Linked DNA regions of Mus musculus: regions 2 and 3 are each linked to region 1. A link is a loop called in an ENCODE intact Hi-C map of the cell type or tissue named here. Cell type or tissue: heart. All regions are shown on one strand.

Evidence for each region. Peaks named below come from ENCODE experiments on the same cell type or tissue, not always from the same donor. Only the 100,000 strongest peaks of a DNase experiment are listed, where the experiment ranks them.
Region 2: it touches region 1 in a loop (2.3-fold over the local background); 6 of 42 quality-filtered maps call a loop at or near these places.
Region 3: it touches region 1 in a loop (9-fold over the local background); 36 of 42 quality-filtered maps call a loop at or near these places.

What each region holds. Positions count from the first base shown.
Region 1 is chr6:115,228,980-115,236,979 of GRCm38, reverse strand. It overlaps Syn2 (synapsin II), which reads right to left. Exons shown (of 13, transcript NM_001111015.1): 2 at 909-966. Among named protein-coding and RNA genes, the nearest start is that of Timp4, 19 kb to the left of the region's middle. In heart, no CTCF peak of the experiment used is centred here; DNase peaks (open chromatin) are centred at 4,219, 4,919 and 6,179; H3K27me3 peaks cover 5,826 bases.
Region 2 is chr6:115,357,167-115,365,166 of GRCm38, reverse strand. Pparg (peroxisome proliferator activated receptor gamma) reads right to left here and starts at 2,818. Exons shown (of 8, transcript NM_001308354.1): 1 at 2,750-2,818. In heart, CTCF peaks have their summits at 4,105 and 4,333; DNase peaks (open chromatin) are centred at 2,936, 3,356 and 4,136; H3K4me3 peaks cover 1,822 bases; H3K27ac peaks cover 688 bases; H3K27me3 peaks cover 1,909 bases.
Region 3 is chr6:115,533,035-115,541,034 of GRCm38, reverse strand. Gm36355 (a long non-coding RNA gene) reads left to right here. Exons shown (of 7, transcript XR_869382.3): 3 at 1,851-1,988; 4 at 2,420-2,494; 5 at 4,072-4,176. Among named protein-coding and RNA genes, the nearest start is that of Gm36355, 7.6 kb to the left of the region's middle. In heart, a CTCF peak has its summit at 1,945 (motif pointing right); DNase peaks (open chromatin) are centred at 1,934 and 6,274; H3K4me3 peaks cover 567 bases; H3K27ac peaks cover 638 bases; H3K27me3 peaks cover 1,673 bases.

The sequences.
Region 1 (8,000 bases):
CAGGACAAGCATCTTCTTTCTTAGTCTCTGCTTGAAGTCCTGGGTTCTGGGTTAGGCTGCTGGGTTTCTGTCTCCCCTGTTCCTGACAGCATGTCAAACCCAGCATTGCCTTGCCTGGGTTTCTGGTTCTTCAGTCTACAACATATGGGTAGGTTTGTTTGTTTGTTTTTGTTTGTTGTTTTTTTTAATCAATCCAGACTATCTAACAAGTTGTTTTAAGAATGGAATACAGTCTGGGCATGGTGGTGTACTCCTTTAATCCTTGCTTTCTGGAATCAGAAGGTAGGCTGATCTTTGCAAGTCTAAATCAAGTTCCAAAACAGCCAGGGCCACTTAGAGAGATAATGTTGCAAAAATAAACAAATAACAGTAGTAATAGTATCCTATTATTCTGTAAATTCTAACACAGAGAGAAGGAAAAACTTGTTATTACTTAGAAAATATGTTATTTAAGCAGGCCATCTCCTCCCCACAAAGAACCTAATTTTCTATTACATGGAGCAAGAGGCAGAGGAAGGTAAACAAACAAACAAATAAACAAACAAACAGCCTTTCAAGCTCCCTGTAAAAACAATGGATTCCCTCTGAAGTGTACCCCTAGGGTCAAAGTAGGCAGACAATGAACCTAAAACATGTGTTCACTCAGAATCACACTGTCACCAACAGCATGGGGATAAGGTCAGTAGGCTAGGAAGACACTCCCCTTAGCTTCCTCATCTTGGAACCCTGCACTGCAAGAGACACTATTGAGAACCACACTGTTTGCCTCTGAACTGTTAAGTCAAGGAAATAAATGAAAAGCCCTATGCCAGGAGATGCACATTTGAGAACCCAGTGGGGGACTCTGGACAGTAAGAGATGGCTCACTCTGGGATGGTGGAGATCATGTGAGGCTTCATGTTGATTACCTGTTCCACCTTGATGTCATAATCTCCAAGGATTTTTTTGCCCCGAAAGCATTTGGCCCTAAAGAAAAGGAGAAGGGCACATGAATTAGTTTTGTGCAAGTGTGTGAACTCAGACATACAATCTCCTCAATAAGAGGACTACAGCAGATGGACCCCAGACTGAGAGTGGGGGGACTTGGGTTCAGGCTCTTGGTTTGCTACTGATTGCCATAATGCCCCAAGCAAGCCACTTCCTTTAAGCACCAATTTACCCACCTGCAAAATAATCCACAGTACCCTTTCACTTTCAACCTGTCATTTTATGATCTAATCTCCTGTATGACACAGCACACATACACACACACACACACACACACAGAGAGAGAGAGACAGAGACAGAGACAGAGACAGAGAGACAGGGTGAGAGAGTGTGTGTGTATGTCTAGAAATATGAATATCCTCCATATTGTTCTTGGTAAAGACTAGGCCAATCTTAAACACCTCTGATGTGTCCCTGTCTTCTAACCCTGTGTTTCACTCTATTTATAACTGTCATCAACCTGTACACTTTTAGGATTTAAAGAAGTTCCTATGGACAGGGTTGCATTTGGTTGAGTTTTTGGCTGAGAGGGTCCTGTGAAGATCCCCAGCCAACTAGGCTGATGCTAGGACAGATGGCTACTCTTCGCAGACAGACAGTGAGGTCCCATTGCAGAGGACATCCACACAGCTCATTGAACATGGAAAGGTTAATCGTGGAGCCTTCGCCCCTGTGTTCTTAGTGTCTTTGGTGCAGGAAGGTACTCTGTGGGTGACAGAAAGAGAATCATGAACGCCAACTGGACCACAAAACCTTTGACCTACAATCTGTCCTGCATGCAAGATGTTCTGGGGCAATCATGACACTGAACTTGTGGAAGTGGCCAACCAATGTCTAATTTAACTTAAGGCCCACTCCATGAGAGGGAGCACATGTCCAACACTGCTTGGATGGCCAAAAACCAGAGACTGGATATCCCAGAGACCTAGGGTAGAGCCAAACAAGATGTATCTTTAAAAAAAAAAAATCAATGAAATGATTCCTAATGGTATTCTGTTATATTCACAGATGCTTCCTCCAGCAGTAGATAGGAGTAGATGCAGAGACCCACAGCCAAACTTGAGGAGAAAGTCTAAATTAGATATCTCCATTGGGTCCCTACCCTTGGAGCTTGAGGAATCCCTGAAGAGGGGAGGGAAGATTATAGGAGTCAGAAGGAATGGAGGACACCAGGAACCACGGAATCAACTAAGCAGGGTTCATGGGGGCTCACAGGGACTGAAGTAGCAAGCACAGGCCTGCATGGGTCTGTACCAGGTCCTCTGTATATATGTTTTTGCTATTAGCTTGGTGTTTGTGTGGAACTCCTAACTGTGGGAGCGGGTGTGTCTCTGACTCTTTTGCCTGCTCTTTAGAGTCTTTTCCTCTGTTTAGTTGCCTCTCCAGCTTCAGTGTAAGGACTTTTGCCTTGCCTTTTTGTTTTGTTCTGTTTGGTTATTGTCTCTTGGAGGCCTGCTCTTTTGTGATGGGAGATGGAGGGGAAGCAGATATGGGGAAGAAGTGAGGTGAGAGAGCTGAGAGCTGGGAGGAGTGGAGGGGGGAGGGGACACAGTGGTTGGGATAAAGAGAGGAATCTTTCTTTCTTTTAAAGATGGAATCAGAACAGAATGAACGAGAGAGAGAGAGAGAGACAGACAGAGAGAGAGAGACAGAGAGAGAGAGGAGAGAGGAGAGAGAGATTGCTATTAATGCTTGATTTCTTCATATACATATCAGGAGAGCTGACAACCAAGGAAAACAGCTACAACCAAACATAAAACTCAGCCTGTATCACAGGGAAAACAAGTGATGCTGAGTTATGCAGTCCAGTGTCTTCCCAATCTGTCAGGTTGAGAGGAACTTCATCCTATGCATTAACGGCATCAGGCCTGTATGAGGAGACTACATTCTTGCACAGTTATATTTTCTCTTTCCTGCCTCTAATCTTCCTTCCCTCTATAAGATTTTTCTTCTCTGCTATTTTGGCTTTGTTCTCTGTTTGTAAAGATGGGCTGGGTACCTGCGCCTAGTAGACTAAATCATGCCTGCTTTTCCCCTGAGCTCTACATTCCCAACTGGCTTGTTCCATTGGAGGTTTTCTGAACCTCTTCTCAAAATAAAGGAATACACCAATATTTTATTTTGCATTGTGTTCTAGGAGCTGTATGCTAGTTGCTTATAAGAATATTTAATCCATAGCTGTCCCCTGAGAGGCTCTACCAGTGCCTGACAAATACAGAGGTGGATGCTCACAGCCATCCATTGGACTGAAAACAAGGTCCCCAATGAAGGAGCCAGAGAAAGGACTCAAGGAGCTGAAGGAGTTTGCAGCCCCATAGGAGGAACAACAATATGAACCAACTAGTACCCCCAGAGCTCCCAGGGACTAAACCACCAACCAAAGAGTATACATGGAGGGACCCATGGCTCCAGCTGCATACGTAGCAGAGGATGGCCTAGTCAGACATCAATGGGAGGAGAGGCCCTTGGTCCTTGGGTTCCATGCCCCTGTGTAGAAGAATGCCAGGGCCAGGAAGCAGGAGTGGGTGGGTTGGTGAGCAGGGGGAGGGAGAAGGGATAGGGGTTTTTGGAGGGGAAGCCAGGAAAGGGGTTAACATTTGAAATGTAAATAAAGAAATTATATAATTTTTAAAATGTTTGTTTGTTTGTTTGTTTTGAGACAGGGTTTCTCTTATAGCCCTGGCTGTCCTGGAACTCACTTTGCAGACCAGGCTGGCCTCAAACTCAGAAATCTGCTTGCCTCTGCCTCCCAAGTGCTGGGATTAAAGGCGTGTGCCACCACTGCCCGGCCTGTTTGTTTGTTTGTTTGTTTTAAAAGAATACTTAATCCTCATAATAACTGACCAGATAGGAAGAAAACTCTTTGAAACAAAAAAAAAAAAATTCAAAATTCTCAGGAAGAAAATGACATTTCCAAGGTCATTAGCATGTTAGTGGCACAGCCACACAGGACCCTGAGTGCAGTGCCCCATGCCACCCAGCACCATCTTCCTCTGCTGCTGTGTTCCTCCCGCTCTCCCACGCCATGGAAACTGACTTACCACATGTGCTGCACCAAGTTTTTTTTCCCATTTTTTTCTACTCAGAAGAGACTTAATGATGCTATAAGTACTTGTCCCACCACAAATACTTCCTTTCCTGGTTCCTGTCAACTTACTCAGGATAAGGCCAGGCTATTTCCTTTGCTCTATGGATTCTGGAACAGACCGTTCTAGGAAGTTGTCATTTGTGCTATCCAAGTCCCTGGCCACCCTGAAATTGCTCCTCTGAGGCACTGGGCCATCCTGGAGTTGGATCACTAAGTCCAACCCCCACCTCTGCCCTAATTCCTTCCTAAGTTTCACATCAGTTTGCTTCCAGGGCCCTGATCAACATTCATAGCTCAGCATGCCCCTGTAGCACATGCCACTCTCTTGACAGTTCTGTCTATGCATGGCACTGTCACTGCTCTGCAGATACTGGGCTCAGTCAGTCTTTGCTTATAATCATAAGCCGAACTAAAATAAATGACCAACAAGATGGCTTTTCTTTGGTTGTATGCCTGCACTGCTATCACAAATGCTCTCTTGATGCTTCCTCCTACCTTCAAGTCTCAAATAGCTTTTCTGTAAGATTAGTGTCAGAGACCTTCATTCCCTGTGAAGGTTAGCACTTTCAAAGGTTGTTCTTTGACATACTAGTTTCTCACAACTCTGTGAAGGAGCTAAGAGAGAATGCTTCCTGACCACTGGACTGCTGGGGAAACAGAAACCCCAAACAGTTCAACAGCATGCCGACTCACAGAAAACATCGTGAGTTAACTGAGAACTGAGGGTTTGCATCTAGATTCTACATGCTGCCAAGTTTTCTAACTTGCTCATTTATTTTGTGGGTTTTGAATAGTGATACTGGGGTATATTTATAGATCTTGGCTGGGATTATCTGCCACTTCCTGCACCTGCCCACTGACCAAGTTGGCTAATGGAACTATTTTCATGCCTTTCCTCCACCCCAACCTCGCAAGCTATCCTAATGCCTTTTCCTTAAGGTAATTTGTGCTGTTGGAAATCTCGGTTTGTGTTTCCTAGTTCAGGGTCACTGATTTTTTCCTGGCTAAGCTACAATGTTATCATCATAAAAGAGCCAAGATGGTAACAGACAAGGTGCAAACCCCTCTTCTAGAGGATGAACACATTGTTGAAGCAGCTGGGCCCTGGACCTTCTGATTAGTTTTCTAGAAATAATTTAATGGAATAAGTTCTATAACTTACTAGCAAATGACAGAAACACCTCCTGAACTTAAGGGGGTGCTAGCAGGAAGCAGTGTGCAAGGATCCAGAGGACAGATGCTCTGCAGCCTTGGCTGCACCCTTTCCTGGCTGGGTGGCCTTTGGAAAGAATCCTATATTTAAACAAATAATACCAAAGTTGTTTATATTGCTAAATTATTCAATCCATATTCAAAAACTACATAAAATGATAAAAATGTAAATGGTCCATTTTTCCATTCATCTCTTAACACATACAATCCCGCTGTCGTTTGCCAGCATGCCCTCCCAAGTAGGGTGGGGGTGTAAACATGACTGTGTGCTCTAAGCACACACATATGGCATCTTGCTACAAAAACTTTTTCGGGCCTTAATTTTCTCTCCAGAGTGTGTCTCAGTGATAGGCTTTTATGCACCCAGCAGTGGGATCCCTGTAACAGCTGCATGGAAGGCTCTCTCTATATGGTGGCTTAATGGATGTTTACTAGTGAGTAGATCTCCACATTCTTGGCTTTGCCTCACTGGTGCTACATGGTTTACATTTTAATATGTAGACATGGGAAATAATTTCTGTAGAATTCCTGATGCAAGAAATGGACACAGCTTCTTACAGAATTATCAAACTACTTCCCTCCTAACAAAGTTTGAAAGTTTGGAAATGTATTTCACCTACCTTGGTTTTCTCATACTATCCCTTACATAAGACGGCAACAGAGTAAGCACTTAGCATGGATTTCTGATTGACAATCTTATAAAATAATCCAGATTCATACCCTTGTGCTCAATCCTAAACAGAACCCAAGATGTACACCCTTGCAGCACAAACTAAAAATATCTGTATTGCCTGTGTTGTCAATTTCCCCCCATTGTAACATTTTCTTAATAAGCCTAGCAGCTGGGGATCCATGGGAGTTTAACAGCTTGCAGCTTCCTTAACGGGCCAGGTAATAAAACATCTCCCCTTATTACTAAAACGAGCAGAGGCGTCTAGATATAACTCTTGTTATTCAAGGAAAAGAATATCTTTAGTGGTGCATGATGGGGGAGGTGGGAGATGGCTTGCACCCAAAAGTTTGAGATTAACCTGGGCAACATATTAAGACTTTATCTCAAAACAAAAGAAAACAAAACAAATGTGGGTGGGGGAGCTAATGACAACTTAATAATTAGCAGTAAAGACTTGCTGAGAACCAAACACTAAATGCTTTATGTATTTTACCATATTTGATAATGTCTGGCATGCAGATGCTATGAAGAGAATTATGGGTATGAGAGTGAGATAAGAGATGGTAACAGATGTGTGTGAATATGGTCAGAACATATATCCATGTGTGAAAGTTTCATGCCAAAACCCATCATTACACATAACTAATATATACTCATAAAAATAAGTTTAAAAAAAGAAATGGTTGTACAAGCCTGCAATCCCACCAACAATGGAGGAGTGTTCCTCTTTCTCCACATCCACGCCAGCATCTGCTGTCACCTGAATTTTTGATCTTAGCCATTCTGACTGGTGTGAGGTGGAATCTCAGGGTTGTTTTGATTTGCATTTCCCTGATGATTAAGGATGCTGAACATTTTTTCAGGTGCTTCGCAGCCATTCGGTATTCCTCAGCTGAGAATTCTTTGTTTAGCTCTGAGCCCCATTTTTTAATGGGGTTATTTGATTTTCTGGAGTTCACCTTCTTGAGTTCTTTATATATATTGGATATTAGTCCTCTATCTGATTTAGGATAGGTAAAGATCCTTTCCCAATCTGTTGGTGGACTTTTTGTCTTATTGACAGTGTCTTTTGCCTTACAGAAGCTTTGCAATTTTATGAGGTCCCATTTGTCGATTCTCGATCTTACAGCACAAGCCATTGCTGTTCTATTCAGGAATTTTCCCCCTGTGCCCACTCCTCCATTGTTGATGGGATTGCAGGCTTGTACAACCACTCTGGAAATCAGTCTGGCGGTTCCTCAGAAAATTGGACATAGTACTGCCGGAGGATCCAGCAATACCTCTCCTGGGCACATATCCAGAAGATGCCCCAACTGGTAAGAAGGACACATGCTCCACTATCTTCATAGCAGCCTTATTTATAATAGCCAGAAGCTGGAAAGAACCCAGATGCCCCTCAACAGAGGAATGGATATAGAAAATGTGGTACATCTACACAATGGAGTACTACTCAGCTATTAAAAAGAATGAATTTATGAAATTCCTAGGCAAATGGATGGACCTGGAGGGCATCATCCTGAGTGAGGTAACACATTCACAAAGGAACTCACACAATATGTACTCACTGATAAGTGGATATTAGCCCCAAACCTAGGATTCCTAAGATATAAGATACAATTTGCTAAACACATGAAACTCAAGAAGAATGAAGACTGAAGTGTGGACACTATGCCCCTCCTTAGAATTAGGAACAAAACACCCATGGAAGGAGTTACAGAGACAAAGTTTTGAGCTGAGATGAAAGGATGGACCATGTAGAGACTGCCATATCCAGGGATCCACCCCATAATCAGCATCCAAACGCTGACACCATTGCATACACTAGCAAGATTTTATCGAAAGGACCCAGATGTAGCTGTCTCTTGTGAGACTATGCCGGGGCCTAGCAAACACAGAAGTGGATGCTCACAGTCAGCTAATGGATGGATCACAGGGCTCCCAATGGAGGAGCTAGAGAAAGTACCCAAGGAGCTAAAGGGATCTGCAACCCTATAGGTGGAACAACATTATGAACTAACCAGTACCCCGGAGCTCTTGACT
Region 2 (8,000 bases), 130 kb before region 1:
TGCTGACCTAGATAGCTGGGTAGGCTGTCTTTAGGATCTCAGCTCGGGTAAATTCAGGGCCCAGCTCTTATCGTTTAGGAAATCCAGGCTTGCTGATAAAAGTCTTAAAACCATACCCAAGACAAGCAAATAGAAACAAAGACTCATAACTTTAAGCTTCCCTAACTTTCCATACTTAGAAAGAACATAATAATTGGAGTAGTTAAGCAGCATATGCATCCATGTTCTAAACAGAATATTTGATTAAAATATTGATATGTACGTATAACTGAAGAGAAGTAGTAAGAATAAAGCTAGGTCTTAAGATAATGATTTAAGGATATACCATACCAGTGGTAGATATTATCTTAACATGAACCGTACATTTCGCCAAAGTATGGCCTATTGTGTTTGAGATCTCCTTATAAATGCAGTTGTGCTGGATAATTTATTAAATTTAATATATATAATTTAAAATAGATAATGTATAACTCTCAAAAACCTCCCCCTGTATTGTGAGAAAATTACAAGAAATGAACAAAAACCACCTTAGGGGAAAAAAAATTAATTTTTTTTTTAAAAAACCTCATATGCTATGAAACTAACTAATATATAGTATTTGAGGCTCCCTTGGTATTGAGACCAACATTTAACTGGCCTTGCTTTTTTTTTGGTCAACTTAATTCTGTTTCTAGTGACCTTTGTAAGCAATCATGCCGCTGCCCTTTTTGCTGTATTTAGGCGTTAAGAAAGTGAAGTTAAGTAATGGATAACAGGGAAATTTGCCACAAAAATAAGAAAAACAAGAAAGAAATTCACTTTGACAATTTGTGGGTTGTGCATATGTTTAAAATTACATACTATTGACTTAAATCAAATTGTCTTGACTAGTGTAGTATTTTTTTAAATCTTCTACCAATATTTACTTAGTGGAATCCTATGAAAGCAAAAAAAAAAATTCTTCCAGTATTTTTGCCTCACTTTATGACACAGAGAATATTTCCAAGTCCACATGACAATAAATTTAGCAGAAAGACACAAATTAGAATGGCCAACATGTCTTGCCATACGCACCGGGCACCTACAGACCCTGTGAAAGCTGTGAAAATATTCAGACTTTTGGGTAAATTATTTTAACAAAATTTTTATGTAAGTTTCCTTCTATTAGCAACCACTTCATAATTTGAAAAGTAAGTTAAATACATTGCTGATCCTTATACATGTTTTCACAGTGCCTTTACATATTCCCCACACAGAAGGATCTTGACAAGACTGATGGAATATTCTTTTCAGAGACTTAAAAGTAAAAAAAATCATTTATTTAAATATGTAAAACTTACTAACTGAAATCAGTCACTTGCATAATCCATTTCTACGTCAAAAATTTAAAGTCATGCTTTTCATATATGAATTTTAAATGTCATAGGGATTTTGAAACTAAAGATATGATTTTTTTTAAAGTGTAATTTGCCCTTTTCTGTTAAAGTGATTCTGAAAGATGTAGTGACATGAATGTTAGGAAAACCAGCTCCTTTAAAGGAAATATACTTAATTATTAAAAAATAGTTATCACAAAAAATATCAAAGTAGTCTTAAGTATTGATGTGTATAATGTTTCCAGGTCTTTTAGTTCTAATGTGTTTAGAAGAACTTATAATCTTTGAAATATAAAAGACCGAGGAAACAGCATCAAAAAACTCTTCGGCCTAGAGGCATCAAGAACTTCAGACTTCACCGGCGCCATTGTTCTTCAACAGTTTGAAGAGTTTGAAACTTTTACATATGAAAAAGATTTTTTTCCTTAAAAAGAAAACTGTCAACAATCTTTTCCCTTCTAGTGAGCTGCAAAAGCGTGAGGTGACCACCAGTTGCTCCTTAGATCTTCTCACTGAAGATATAGTTCTCAGCAAATTAAATATGAAGTAGCACTGGAGTGAGCAAATTTACACAAAACACACAGTAAAATAAAAATCGAGGGCTTTATAATATGTTTCACTCCAACTAAGGCATGACACTGAGTTAAAATGTTCATATATTAAAATTAATATTTCGGACATTTACTTTAGAGCAAATGTGGTTGAAGATAAGACAACAGAGAACTTATTTTAAAGTTGAAACCCAATCTTCTGAAATGCTGCTCCAAATGCTCGTAGTATCTATGAGTGCTTCTGTCAAACTTGCAAGAGAACTATCTCTTTGAGTAGTCATAGCGTATATCCGTTCCTACCCTAGCCAGGTTTTAAATCACAGAGCACCTGGAGTTAGTTACATTTTTAGTCAGCAATTGATCACTTAGCTATGGACGACAGGAAGACTCCCACAGAGCACCTGATATCTTTGGAAGACCTGCCCAAGTCCAAGACTAAGTTATTCATTTAATAACTCCAGTTAACAATTTGCTTCGTGCATGATAATAAAGAGTTGACATTACAATAATGAACTCCAAATCAAGAGGCTTTCCAACTGTTAGCTATCCTACAACTTGGTTCATCTGGTTTTGTTTTCAAATGATCATTTAATTTTACATTTTTGTCCTTCATCCTGCTAAAAAGGGACACCTTTTAGCCTCTTCCTCACAGAAAACTTAACTTTTCTTTTTTCCCTTCTGAAATAAATGGCACGACCTCCCCCCTATTAGCATCAGAAGCAAAGCAGATTCTTAACAGTACAAGAACACAGCCAGACCATCCTGATGTGTAAGAACTTGGGGGCAGTTTGGCCACTTCACTACACACACCAACAAAAACGTGATGACGATGGGGCCACTCACCTACTCAATGGGAGTTAAGAAGAATTTAGCGCTGCAGCCTTCAGATCCCCAGCAGAGGTCCAGGCCCCTTCTTGACCTCCTCGCGTCCCTTATATAAAAGCAGCCCAGGCTACTCCCAGTTTCTGCCTCCTCACCTTAGGCTCCTCCCCAATCCCAAGCCATAAAGCACCGGGAGCCACACACCCACCTTCCGCCCCCAGCACGAGGGCTGCCTACTCCCGTGAGCCGGGCCCTGTGCTCGCCCCCTGCTTAGATTGAAGAGGGGCACTGGCGGGGCGGGGCCTTGGCGACAGTGACCCCGCTTTCCTCACACCTGGTGAGCCCCGGGCAGGGGGCCGTGGGCCAAATCGCCTCCGTGATCACGGGCGCATCCTCCTCCCCACCCTCCGACCCCTAGAGCCTCAGGGCGACCGGTGGCTGCTGGCGAGCCCCTCTCTAAATCTGTCACCAGGATCCGCACAATGCGGTCCCCAACGCGGTAGTTCTGGAGACCTGGCTTTCCTGTCAGGGTCTGGAACAGGGGCAACCCTGTTCCGCGCTCACACACATGCCTGCCTGCGCACCCTCTCAGGGAAGCACTGTGGCCCTCCGCACCGTGCCGGTGCCCCTCACGAGGACAGTCACCCTGTCAGTCACACTCGGCTCTCCAGGAGGGTGACCGGTCCTCAGCCGAGACCCCTCACTCTGTCCCTGAGTCCGCGACCCCGCCCCGCTATCACTCTCTCGCTCTTCTCTTGTGTGACTTCTCCTCAGCCCGCGCGATCCCCTCAGACCCAGACTCTGTCACCTTGTCTGTCACATTCGGTCCTGTCAAGAGTTTGCCTTCTCCTCAGCCGGGGTCCCTTGAGTCAAGATTCTGTCACTTGGTCACTCTCCGTCCTGTCGGAGTGTGGCTTTCCAGCCCGTATCCCCTCTAGTCGAGACAGGGTTAGGCTGTCAGTTACGCAGCCCTGTCAGAATGTGACTTCTCATCCCGAGTCCCCTCAGCGGAGACCCAGTCACCTAGCCAGTCAGATCCAGACCCCACAAGCCGAGACCCCCCCTCACCTTGTCTGTCACACAGTCCTGTCAGAACGTGACTTCTCAGCCCGCGTCCCCTCAACCGAGACCCCGTCAGGCTGTTGGTCTCACAGGCTCCTGTCAGAGTGTGACTTCTCCTCAGCCCGTCCCCTCAGCCCGGTCACCTTGTCGTCACACTCGGTCCCCTCAGGCTGCGCGCGACCCAATACCCCAGCGCAGCGCCCCAGGTCTCTTCTTCCGCGTCCCTCCGGCGGGCCGCGTGGCCCGGGGCGACTCTGACCTGAGGCGGCGGCTTGGCGGGTGCTGTGCGTCGGTGAGGCCGACCCGACCCGAGCGCCCCAGGCGGCTGCCGCTCTGAGTGCGACGGGCCCCGCCTGGCCGGCCGCGGACCGGAGGAGCCGAGCCGAGCCACCCGGCCGGACCGGGGGCGGTGCCCAGGGTGAGGCCGGAGGCCCCGCGCCCGCACCCGGAGGCCGGCGCCCACGAGGCCCGCGTGGCCCTCCCGCGCCCGGCGCCGTGCGCTGGTTACCTGGCCGCCTTGCTCCTCACAGCCGCTGGGAGGCGACCCAGGAAGGTCCCGTGTCCCTCAGACCGATGTCCATGTCCATGTCTGTCATGGAGAAGTTTGTTTTTTTCCTAGATGTGCTTTTCATCTCTCTCTCTATATATATACCATATATATTTATATATCATACATAACATATATTTATATATCATATATATGATATATGATATATAATAGATACACACCCATATATATATTTATATGAATTAAGTGAATTTAGGATCTCCCTTTTTTCTTTTTTTCTTTTTATTTTTAATCTCAGTTTTATTTTTATTTTTAATCTCAGAATGTTATGAAGGCGAATGCCTTAATCAACAGACTTTAGTGCTAATCATTTAATTTCCTTTTAAAAAACAATTGTGTGTGTATGCACGTGAACGGAGGGAGAGGTGTGGGCTCCCCTGGAGCTGGAGTTACAGGTGGTTGGTGCTGGGAACCGAACAAGGGTCCTCTGGAAGAACACAAAGTGTTCCTAACCGCTGAGCAATCTCTCCTGCCTTCAAACTATTTGTTAACCTTGTTCACTGGCTTTTTAAAATTCTTTAGCACCATTTCTTACATAGGAGACCTTACACATAGGGTGGAGAGGGCCTGAGAATCTCTTGTTTTTAAGTTAGACTATTGGAGCTTCTTGCCTCGGGAGCCTGAAGCCCACATGATAGACAGTTCCTTTTCTTGCACTCTTTCAGCTCTCACAGTCATGATCTGTCCTAAAGATTCACATTCAGAAAGCTTGCAGTGTCCAGGACACCAAAGGCCGTTCTTTTATCCTTTTCCAATCGTAATGATGAAGACCTTGCTCTATGTTTTGCTCTCCTTTAGGAGGCACTGGCCTCTGGAAATTTATAATTATGCTTCTTGCTCAAGATGCTTCTCCACTCTTAGCATCCTTATCTGTTGGGAGGTAGGGAATTCTTTATTCTTCTGGTACAAACCATCCTCACCAGACATTTGTGAGTATGACATTATAAAGAAAGTTCAGAGCTTGAATCAACAGATTCATGTCCTTCCACATTTTTTTTTTTTTTTTGGTTTTGGTTTTTTGAGACACAGTTTCTCTGTGTAGCCCTGGCTGTCCTGGAACTCACTTTGTAGACCAGGCTGGCCTCAAACTCAGAAATCCTCCTGCCTCTGCCTCCCAAGGGCTGGGATTAAAGGCATGTGCCACCACTGCCCAGCATCCTTCCACTCTTAAGTCCTCAAATAATAAGACACAGGTCAGGTTCATATAGGGACTCTAAAGGCCATGTTACTAACCATGCAAAGACTCCATTTCCATGCCTGTCATTAAGTGGCCATGTTGACTTGGGTCAGCATCCCACACTCAGTGAGAAGTATGTATGTATGAAGTATGTAGTAAGTAAGTAGCCAACTTCTTGCTCACCCAGGAGTTTCAATCTACTTTTGTTTGGTTTTTGTTTTGTGCTTTTGATTAAACTTTTTGAAAAGGTCTTGCTATATCGTCCTGGCTGGCCTTGAACTTATTGTTATTCTCCTAAGGCCAGCCCATCCCTTGTGTCAGTTTAACATCTTTATTGAGATATAATTCATATAATCTAAAATTCAAATACCATATCTTCAAAATCCCCACATTCAGTCTTGGCCTCTTTACAAAATTGTGTCATTATCACCATAACCTAATTTTAGAACATTTTTATCAACCTATAGAGAAACTTCCTCCTCATCCTCCTCATTCTCATTGGCCCTTGGTTCACCATCCATGTACTTTCTGTCTGGATAGACTTTTCTACCCTAGATATTTTCTATAAATGGACTCATACAATACAATGTCTTGTATGATTGGTTTCCTTTGCTTAGCATGATGTTGTCAAAGCCCACCTGGGTTGTAGCTGGCATTATTTCCTTCCTTTGTCTGTTTGTTTGTGATAGTGTCTCTTTATAAAGCCCAGACTAGAATTTGTAATTCTACTGCCTTCAGTGGGTTAGAATTAGAAGCATGCCTGACAGTATTTTATTTTTATATTACAAAATAATATCCTATTGTATGATATAATAAATGTTTGTTCATACAACTATTTAGGCTGGCTTTTTTAAATATTCACATGATTGTATGTGCACATGTGTATGTGTAGGTACATGTAGAGACCAGAGGTTAATACCAGATGTCTTTCTCAATTGCTCTTCACGTTATATTTTATTGTTTGTGTATTTATGTGCACCACATGTGTGGTTGAGTCTGCACATATCAAAAGAGGGCATTTATTCTCTGGTACTGGTGTTATGGGCAATATGAGTTACCACATGAATGCTAGGAACTGGGCTGGGTCCTCTGCAAGAGCACTATGAATTCTTACGTCTTCTTAGTGGTTGAGCCATCTCTTGAATCCTTCATCTTATTTTTATGGCAGAGTCTCTCACTGAACCTGGAGCTCCTTGTCTAGACTATCTGGCAGTAAGGCTCAGGGATTTCTCCTGTCTCTATCCTCCCAATACTGAATTACAAGCTTGTGCACCTATCCCCCAACCTTTTTATGTAGGTCTTGGGGATCAAACTTTCAAAGCAAATACTTTACCAACTGAGCCATAACCCCAGTTCTGCTCCTAGATCTTGTGCATTATAAATCATGCTACTATGAATAGTGATGGGCAATACTATTTGTGTGTGTGTTTTCACTTCATTTCATATATGTGATAACAATATGTCTTTAAGAAATGTAGACATTACCTGTATAAATGAGAAACAGTGTTTTATTTTTCCACTAGCAATGCATGAGGGATCTAATTTCTCCACATACTTGTTAGCACTTTATAATATCTTTAGCTGATCTAGTAGGAGCGAGTGCATCTTTACTGTTTTGATTTGCATATCCCTAATGACTAATTACATTGAACGTCTTTTCATGTAGCCATCGGCCATTTATGAACCTCATTGAAGAGAAAACTATTCATGTTTTTTGTCCATTTTGAGATCACTTTGTTTTTTTAATTTTATATGGAACAGTTATTTATATGTTATGTATACAAGTCTCTTTTGAGATATACAATTTCCAAATGTTTTTACCCATCTATAAGGTGTCTTTTTCTTTAAATCCATTTTGTATATGTGAGTGTGTATGTATGTATGTATGTGTGTATATATATATATATATATATATATATATATATATATATATATATGAATGATAAGAGCTTGTTATGTAGCCATGTAGCCCAGGCTAGCCTCCAACTAGAGATCCTCCTGTCTCAGCTTTCTGAGTCCTGGTGATTACTGGTGTGAGTCACCATGCCCAGGATGTCTGTCCTTTTATTTTCTTAATGAAAAGCATAAGCTTTTTTTTAAAAAAAAAACAAAAAACAAAAAACTTTGATCTATTTTAGTTTTAATTTTACTTAATTTTGGTGTCATATTAAAGATAACTGTAAAAATTCATTATTTGGTTTAATTCTGAGGGTTTTTGGGGGGGTGGCCCTTTAATATAGGTATGTAATCCATTCTGAGATAAGTTTTATATATGATAATAAGGTGAGGGACAATCAGCTTTTATTGACAGAAATTTCCATAATTCACTAACAGCCATGAAGGAGAAATTCCACCACAGAGAACTCATAAAAGGTGCAAAAGTTTAGAGCTGATTTGAATTGTTTCTAAATAATTTGTCTCCTGAATCAAAACTGCTTATTTTCAAAGTGTCTGTGGCTAGTAAG
Region 3 (8,000 bases), 300 kb before region 1:
AGTTCTGGGAATGTGTGTAGGGGAACGTTCTGCATAAACAAAAGTTATTTATTTATTTTTTAGTGGAGGTAGGGAGATTTATGGAATCTTAGATATCTGTCAGTCTATCAATAATCTATCTATCCATCCATCCATCCGTCCATCTTCCTATCTAACTCTCTATCTCTTGAGACAGGGTTTCTGTGTGTAGCCTTGGATGTTCTGGAACTCGCTTTGTAGACCAGGCTGTCTGGAATCAAGATCCAGCTGCCCCCACCTCCCGAATGCTGGGATTAAAGGTGTAAACTATTTTTGATAGACTAAAACAAGCAAACATTTCTATCAGTATAAAGGACATTTGTCTACTACATAGTAAACACAGCAGGAAATGGACATCAAATCTTTTGTTTGTTTGTTTTTTGTTTTGTTTTTCCAGATAAGGGTTTTTCTGTGTAGCTCTTCCTGTCCTGGAACTTAACTCTGTAGACCAGGCTGGCTTCAAACTCAGAGATCTACCTGCTTCAGCCTCCTGAGTGCTGGGATTAAAGGTGTCCCAACTGTCTGGGGACACCGAATCTTAATGTGAGTCATGAACAGAACCAACACATAATTTTTTAAAATATATTTTTTTAAAAAGTTGCCCCCCCCTCCCACGTACTTTTTGTTGGGGGTGAGGGTGGGGGAAGGGGAAGGGGTTTGAAACTGTTAACTGTTAAGTTTCAAATTTGGGACAATAGGCTGAGGTGCCTATTTAACATATCAAAGTAGACCTGGCCACCAGGTTCTTCCAGCATCCCTTAGTCCCTACCTGTTACAGGATATGGCTGCTATGCCCCTGCCCTCTACCCTGAACTCTCCAGCCCAGGGGCTGGGCTAGGGCTGCCCTTTTCCCAGAGACTCTTCCCTATGTAACCCAGATATTTTGGTTACCTGCCTCTCCTTTTGGGCCTTTGGCCTCCTGGCTGTTGTACTTGGTTCCTGTCTCTCCTTTTCCCTCCCCCCTCTCCCCATATGGTTCAGGTCATGACCACTTTGGACTCTCCCAGATGTCTCTGCCTCTGGCTATCTCTCCCTTATATCTATAATAAACTTACTCCTCCACCATACTTAGGAGCAGTTATAACCTTGTCTTCCTCCCTCCCTGCCTCTCTCTCTCTCCCTTCCTTCAGTTTCTTCCTTTCTTCCCATTCAGAAACCGTCTGATGTTGCTGGCTTCAAACTCTGCATGTAGCACAGAATAACCTTGAACTCGGATCTTCATCTCCCAAGTATTGGGATTATAGGCATGAAATTTGGTGTATAGATTCGACAGTTTTCAAGGCTGAAGTTCGAGGTCAACTAGATGATGCCCTGTGTTTTATCTAGCCATCCTGCTCACCTCTACTATGGCCATTGTGTGGTTGTCATAGCACGCCTGTGAGTTGGGTGCTATCACCTCTGTCTCTGTTTCGGGTAGCTGGGACCAGAGCAGGCTCCATGGACTCCCAGCCTCAACGGCCTCATGGGACTCTAGGGCTTAGCTCAAACACCCAAACAACAAGCATGCAGTGTTGGAAAAAAAAAAAAACCAAAAAAAAAAAAAAAAACCACGACTCTGTTAAGAGTTGGTGGGAGGGCAGGTGATGGCGGTGGGGCCCTTGATGGACTAGGAAGGCTTCCTAGAAGAGCTGGCTTAGAAGCTGGGGGCCTGATGGTTGTCTGGAGCACAGGGCTGGCCACAGTGAGAGGCTGGACTCAGCTTGGAGGTTCAGGGAGGAGCTGGACCTGGCCGGGGCAGGAGGTCGGAGTCGAGATAAGGCCGGATAGGCAAGGTGGGGCGGATTGTGGAGGAGCTTGAATTCCAGGCTTGGCTTTCGGACTTTACCCCGCAGACAATGGGGAGCCGGCCGCATTTCTGAGCAGGGCTGGGCAGACCCTGTCGCACCATTGTTTTCCTGAGAGGCCGGACCCTGCAGTGTTGCATCTCAACCACGAGATGGCGGCATTTCAGCAAATTTCAACCACTCCAGGTGAAGCCTTGTGCTGATGGGCACCATCTTCAACTAGAGCTGCGGAAACACCAAATCTACCCGACCCAGGATGCGATCCAGCTTCATCCTGCTGGCAGAACAAGCCTTCCTCAGTTTTGAGGGAGAATCTGTTGAACCACAGAAAAGGAGAGGCCCGTGTTGCTAGACGCCCTATGACCACTCGACCACTTTTCCGGGGTGGGGGCCACTCCTGTTTCACCTATAAACAAGGGTTCCGCATTAACTTGGGGCCACGTGGTGAGGGGCGAGCAGCGAGCCCTCGAGGTTTGCTGGGCCTTTGCATGGTATCCAGCTGCTGCCTTTAGGCTATTGTGGTTGTCAGAAAAAAATAAAAACCCAACTAAAACAACCCAGATCACCATAGTATTATTGAAGAAGTCACCTGGCCCATTTCCACTCCTTTTTTTTAGAGGGACAGGAGCTTGATCCTTTTCAAGATCCTCCAAGTTAGAGATCAGAACACTGGCTTCACTAGATGCAAACAGGTAAGTGACTTGTCCAAGGTCACACAGAGCTGACACTTGCTCGAGGCGATGCTGGATCTCAGGTTTATTATGCCCACCTCTCTCTGCCTTCCTTTAACAGCCTAACACATCCTATTGTGGGGCTAATTTCTTAGAGAAACTTGTGTGTACTACTCGTAGACATACAAAGATCTTCTTTTTAAAACCGTGTCTGCATATGTGTCTTGTGTATCGGTTTGTGCACAAGAGTGCGGGTGCCCAACCAGGCCAGAGGTGGGATCCCCCTGGAGCTGGGGTTACAGGCTGATGACTGTGAGCTGCCCGACGTGGGGACTGGGACTGGGACTCTGCAGGACGGAACAGTGAGCGCTCTTAATCACTGAGCTGTCTCTCAGCCCAAATGCCTTTTTAAAGAAAAATATTTTATGTATATATGTATGTATATATGTATGCATGGGTCAAACTGCTTGGCGAAGCCAGAATGGGTTGTTGGATCCCCTGGAGCTGGGGTGACAGGCAGTTGAGCCACTGGTGGAGGTGCTGGGAATAGGACTCAGGTTCCAAGGCAGAGCAGAAAGCACCCTTACATGCGGATCCCCCCTCCAGCCAGACTTCTCGTATAAATCAAAATGTGGCATGTAGTTGAGTGTGCATGTGTGTGCCTGTGCATTCGTGTGTGCATGTTTGTGTATGTTTTGAGAGAAAGAGCCTAACTGTTTCTCCCTATATGGATGGCACAGTCATAAAATGCGCCATAGACACACACTGTACAGCATCCTTAGAGTAGAATACTGCATGGCAGTAGGCTGTAAAGGTGAACAAACTAACTTACTAACACGTTTCTCCGTCAGCGTATTGATAGGCAAATTTTAAACACATGATAAAGATACAGGATAATATATAACCTTATGAAAATTAAAACACAATGTATCACGTATTGGATGTACATGTAGATATGTTCATATACCAATGCCCAGTCATCTATGGTGCCCAATTGGCAGGGGATAAAGGGGCTTTAATTTTGCCTCTAATGCTTCATTTCTTAAAAACAAAACAAAATCCATGGAAATAAATCTGGGTGGTGGGTATGGAAACCGATCGCCATATTATTTCTCCTGTTATTTATGTGAATACAAAAGCTGCTTCAGGGAGTACACATAAGCCAGACTTTCCTGCCTGGGGTCGGAAGGTGGTGGTAGCACTCTGAGGCCTGAGGATAGCTGGGAAGGATGAGACCCCAGGTCTGGTCCCAGGATTTGTAGTTAGTGAGGTCCCATTCATGAGCATTTGCAGGGAGGGCCCAGGTATCCACCCCTGCTACTGTCACTCCTGCAGGGAGATAGGTACATCTCAGTGACTGCTGGCCTGCCTCAGGGAGGACACAGGACAGAGGAGGCCAGGGCCAAGTAGTTCTGTCGTGGAAGCTGCTGTCTGGCAGTGGCTACACGGTGAGCCCACTTCCCCTCTGTCCTTTGCTTTGGTCATTTTCTCTGAAGCTGTGGTCACACGTGACCTTGCTGGGCGGCACCCACTTTCTAATGCCAGGTGCTCCAGCCAGAAAGTAAACCCAGTTTTCACATTTGCTTTTTGTCTCCCAGGGTGGTGCTGACCGGCATGCAAAGTCCTTGAGCGCTGGTGTTCTACTGATCATGATGGAGAAAGACGCAATCAAGTGACCTTCTGTGCTGCGCAGGGATGTTTTGGTCAGTGGCAGATGAAGGCAGTAGGCTGCGCGTTGGTGTGTAGCAGGCTAGAACACAGAGCCTTAGCATGCAGCAGGCTGTATCATATATAGCTTTCATGTGTTGCAGGCTAGAGTTTGCAGCCTTGACATGCAGCATGCTAGACCATAGAGCTTACGTGTGAAGGCTGGGTGGCTGAGGCATGTGTAGCAGAGTTTGGGGCGAACCTTTTATAAATGAATAAAACGAACCCTTTTATTTATTCCCCAGAGCACATTCCATTCTTCAGTGCACAGCGGTGGCCTTCTTCTCTTACCTTTTCCCCCTTCCCACTTGTCAGTCTGTGACAAGTGTCATTGTGAGCTGAGTGTGCCGCTTTCAGGGCTCATTTTTCTGGTCTTTATTCTTAACCCTCAGGGTTTGCGGGTGTGGTGTCCCCTGCTGACTCGTGTATTTGCACACTTGGTCTCTGCCCAGTGGCTGTTTTGGGAGGCCATGGGACCTGAGGGAGTACTAGAGCTAGCAGAAGTGAGTCATGGGGTTCCTGCCTGAGCCTTTGCCTCCTGGTCTACCATGGTGTGACAAGCTGCAAACACCACCGCAGACCTGGCCACCATGCCTGCTGGGCTTTGTTCCCTGAAACTGGGAGCCAAGATAAGCCCTTCCTCTCTTAAGTTGCTTCTTCCAGGAGGGGTTCTTCCATAGCAGCAAGAGCAAGCAGCATGTGGTCACCTTGCCTCTCTTAGTAGATGATATTCATTCTCGCCATTTCATTCATTCATTCATTCATTCATTCATTCAACTTATCCTTTTCGGTCCTATTTGATTTATTGTATGTGTATGGGTATTTGCTGGCGCAAATATATATATATATATACCACAGGTATGTAGTGGGGCTAGAAGAGAGTGGCGGATCCCTTAGACCTGGAGTTACAGGCACTTATGAGCTACCATGTATGTGCTGGGCACTGAACCAGGGACCCCTGTGAGAGCAGTCAGTGCTCTCACCCAGCAAGCTGTCTCTTCAACCCCCTATCTCCATTTTAAAGATGAGGAGACTGAGAGTCAGAGCAACTGGAGGTTAACAGGGAAGAAACAACCAATGTCACATTCCAGCCGTGGCCCCAGTTGCTGCGGCCCTCTCACTGTGCGGAAATTGCACTACTATCTCTGCACACTTTAGAATATCACCTCTCTCTCTCTCTCTCTCTCTCTCTCTCTCTCTCTCTCTCTCTCTCCCTCTCCTCCTCCCCCTCCCTCCCTCCCTCCCTTCCTTTTTTTCTTTTTTTTTTGAGACAGGGTTTCCTCTGTGTATCCCTGGCTGTCCTGGAACTCACTCTGTAGACCAGGCTGGCCTCGAACTCAGAAATCCGCCTGCCTCTGCCTCCCGAGTGCTGGGATTAAAGGCATGCACCACCATGCCCAGCTTTCTAAACTGGTGGTATAAAGAATGCTTGTCTTGCTTTCTCTCTCAAAACCTAAGTGTTCTTTGTTCCTGGTTGCTTTTGTCTTGCTTGTGGCCCCCCATGGGCTATAATTTCCTGGGTGGCTAAAGAACTCTCTTCTCTACTCACAGGACAGAGATCTAAAGCTTCCCTGCTTATCTGAGCACACTCACCTCATATGTCAAAGGTCTAAATTCCAGGCAAGCCAGTGACAATGCTCCAGTCATCAGATTTGAAACCAAATTTCAGCAAAGACACATTTGCTGCCAGAAAGCAAATTAGTCTTTTCTTTTCTCTCTCATTTTTTCCCACCCAAACATAACATCCTCTTAAGAAATATGTCCGATCTGCAATATTTACTTTCCCTTATTTAATAACAGGAAAGGCTTTGCTGCACTTTTGTTGATTTTTGCATTTCTTATTAAAATTCTTAAGGGGCTTTTGGGGGAACTTAATCAGCAAAAAAAAAATGAGGAGAGGAAAAAAAAATTCCTCATGTGCGGTCCCCAGGACTGGTGAATGGAGGAAGCACGCTGTTTGTATAAGGGCTGCTGATGGAAGAAGCTAGTCACGTGCTCCGGAACCTTCCTCAGACTCTTTCCCTTCTCTGAGCCCTTCTCGGCTGTCTATGGAGCAGGGCCAAATGCCATGCTTTCTGCCAAGAATTTCGAGCTGGTGTCATGTTCCTTGCCAGGTTGGGACAGACACAGATGTTCATGGAATATCCAGCATGCTGGCTGCAGGAGAGCTCAGTTTCCCCTTTTCGCATTGGCAGAGAAAGAGATTGAGGTTCAGTACCTCTTGTCTAGTCCCTCTTCAGCTTGCTCTCATCGCAACTAAGAGGAAAGGGCTGGCAGTAGTCACACACTCCCAACTTGACTGTGCTCCACAGCAATTCTCGGGGACAGGGAGATGACTCCTAGTTGTAACTTGTTCTGGGTCACACAGCTATAGGATAGCAGAGCTCGGTGACCGGAGCTGTACTCTACCTGGTCATCACGCGTGTTTATTGGACCTTACTCCACGGCCTCATCAGACAGCATAATGCTTTGAGTATAGCGTGTCCTAAGTTTTAGAATTTTATAACTACCACCCTTGCTTCCTGATAAGGGCTTCAAGTAGCTTCAAGATTTTAGTTTTTATATTTCCATTCTAATAGAAATAATTATGTTAAAGTTGTAAGGTTTCGCTCGATTGTTTGTGGATATGTGTATGGGGTGCTTGTGTGGGAGGTCAGAGGACATCTTGCAGAAGCTGGTTTCTTCCGTCCTGCCATATGGGTCCAAGGGATTGAACTTAGTTGGTCAGACTTGCCTGCAAGTGCCTTTACCCTCTGAGCCCTCTCACCAGCCCAGGAATAATTATATTTATAAGCACATTATGACATCGTTTTACTGTTATAATTTATGCATGGTTCTCAGGAAGAAGACTGCTTTACAGAGTCAATGGCCCTAGAAGACAGTGAACTCAAGGTGCCTCTTACACAGATGAGGAGACAAGTCTAGACAGGCCAAAGGATCTGATACCCAAGGCTGTGGCAAACTAGAACTGCAATCTAAGTCTCTAAGCCTGGAAGGAAAAGTTGAGGCCCATGCAGTGAGGGATTGCCTGGTGTCCTTAGGAGTTTGCATCTTTTCACAAATGGACACCTGGAAGGCTCTGTGTGTGTGTGTGTGTGTGTGTGTGTGTGTGTGTGTGTGTGACTCAGTCCAGCTTGGACTGTGGAGGTCTGGGGTGGAAAACAAGCCAGAGGGCCCAGGCTGAGCGGAAGAGGCTGTTACAAGCTGCAGGCAAGAGAGCCTCAGGCTTGCCCACCTTACATCCTGTTTCCTCCCAGCTCCCTGAGCAATCTTTCCACTTACGCTCACCCTCCTCCCAGAGCTCCTCTCTGATTCCTGCTCTCTCTCTGGTGCTGGGATTTGAACCCAGCACTTTATACTCGTTAGCCTTTTATTTTTCCCACCCTCTTTGCACTCTCAAGGGATTCAGTCACAGTGAGTCTTAACCTGCCAGAGGTCAGAGAGCTGAGTGGTCTAAAGACTAAGGAAAGAAAATCACACAGGCTCTGTGTACAAGTGCTCTGTGCAAGCAACACGGCATGGCATTTCACAGACCCCAGCCCTGCTTATGTTTGTGAACAACCAGGAAGGCAGACACCCTGAAGGTATCAGCTGTGCTTTGTAAATGTCCTGGGAATGGGTGTGCAGCTGAGGCAGGGAGGGGAGCCTGAGAGGGGACAGAGAGATGGCTCAGTGGTTAAGAGCACTGGCTGCTCTTCCAGAGGATCTGGGTTTGATTCCCAGCACCTACATAGCAGCTCACAACCATCTTTAACTCCAGTTCTGGGGAGAGCCAATGCTGTCCTCTGGCTCTTGAGAGTGCCAGGTACACACATGAAGC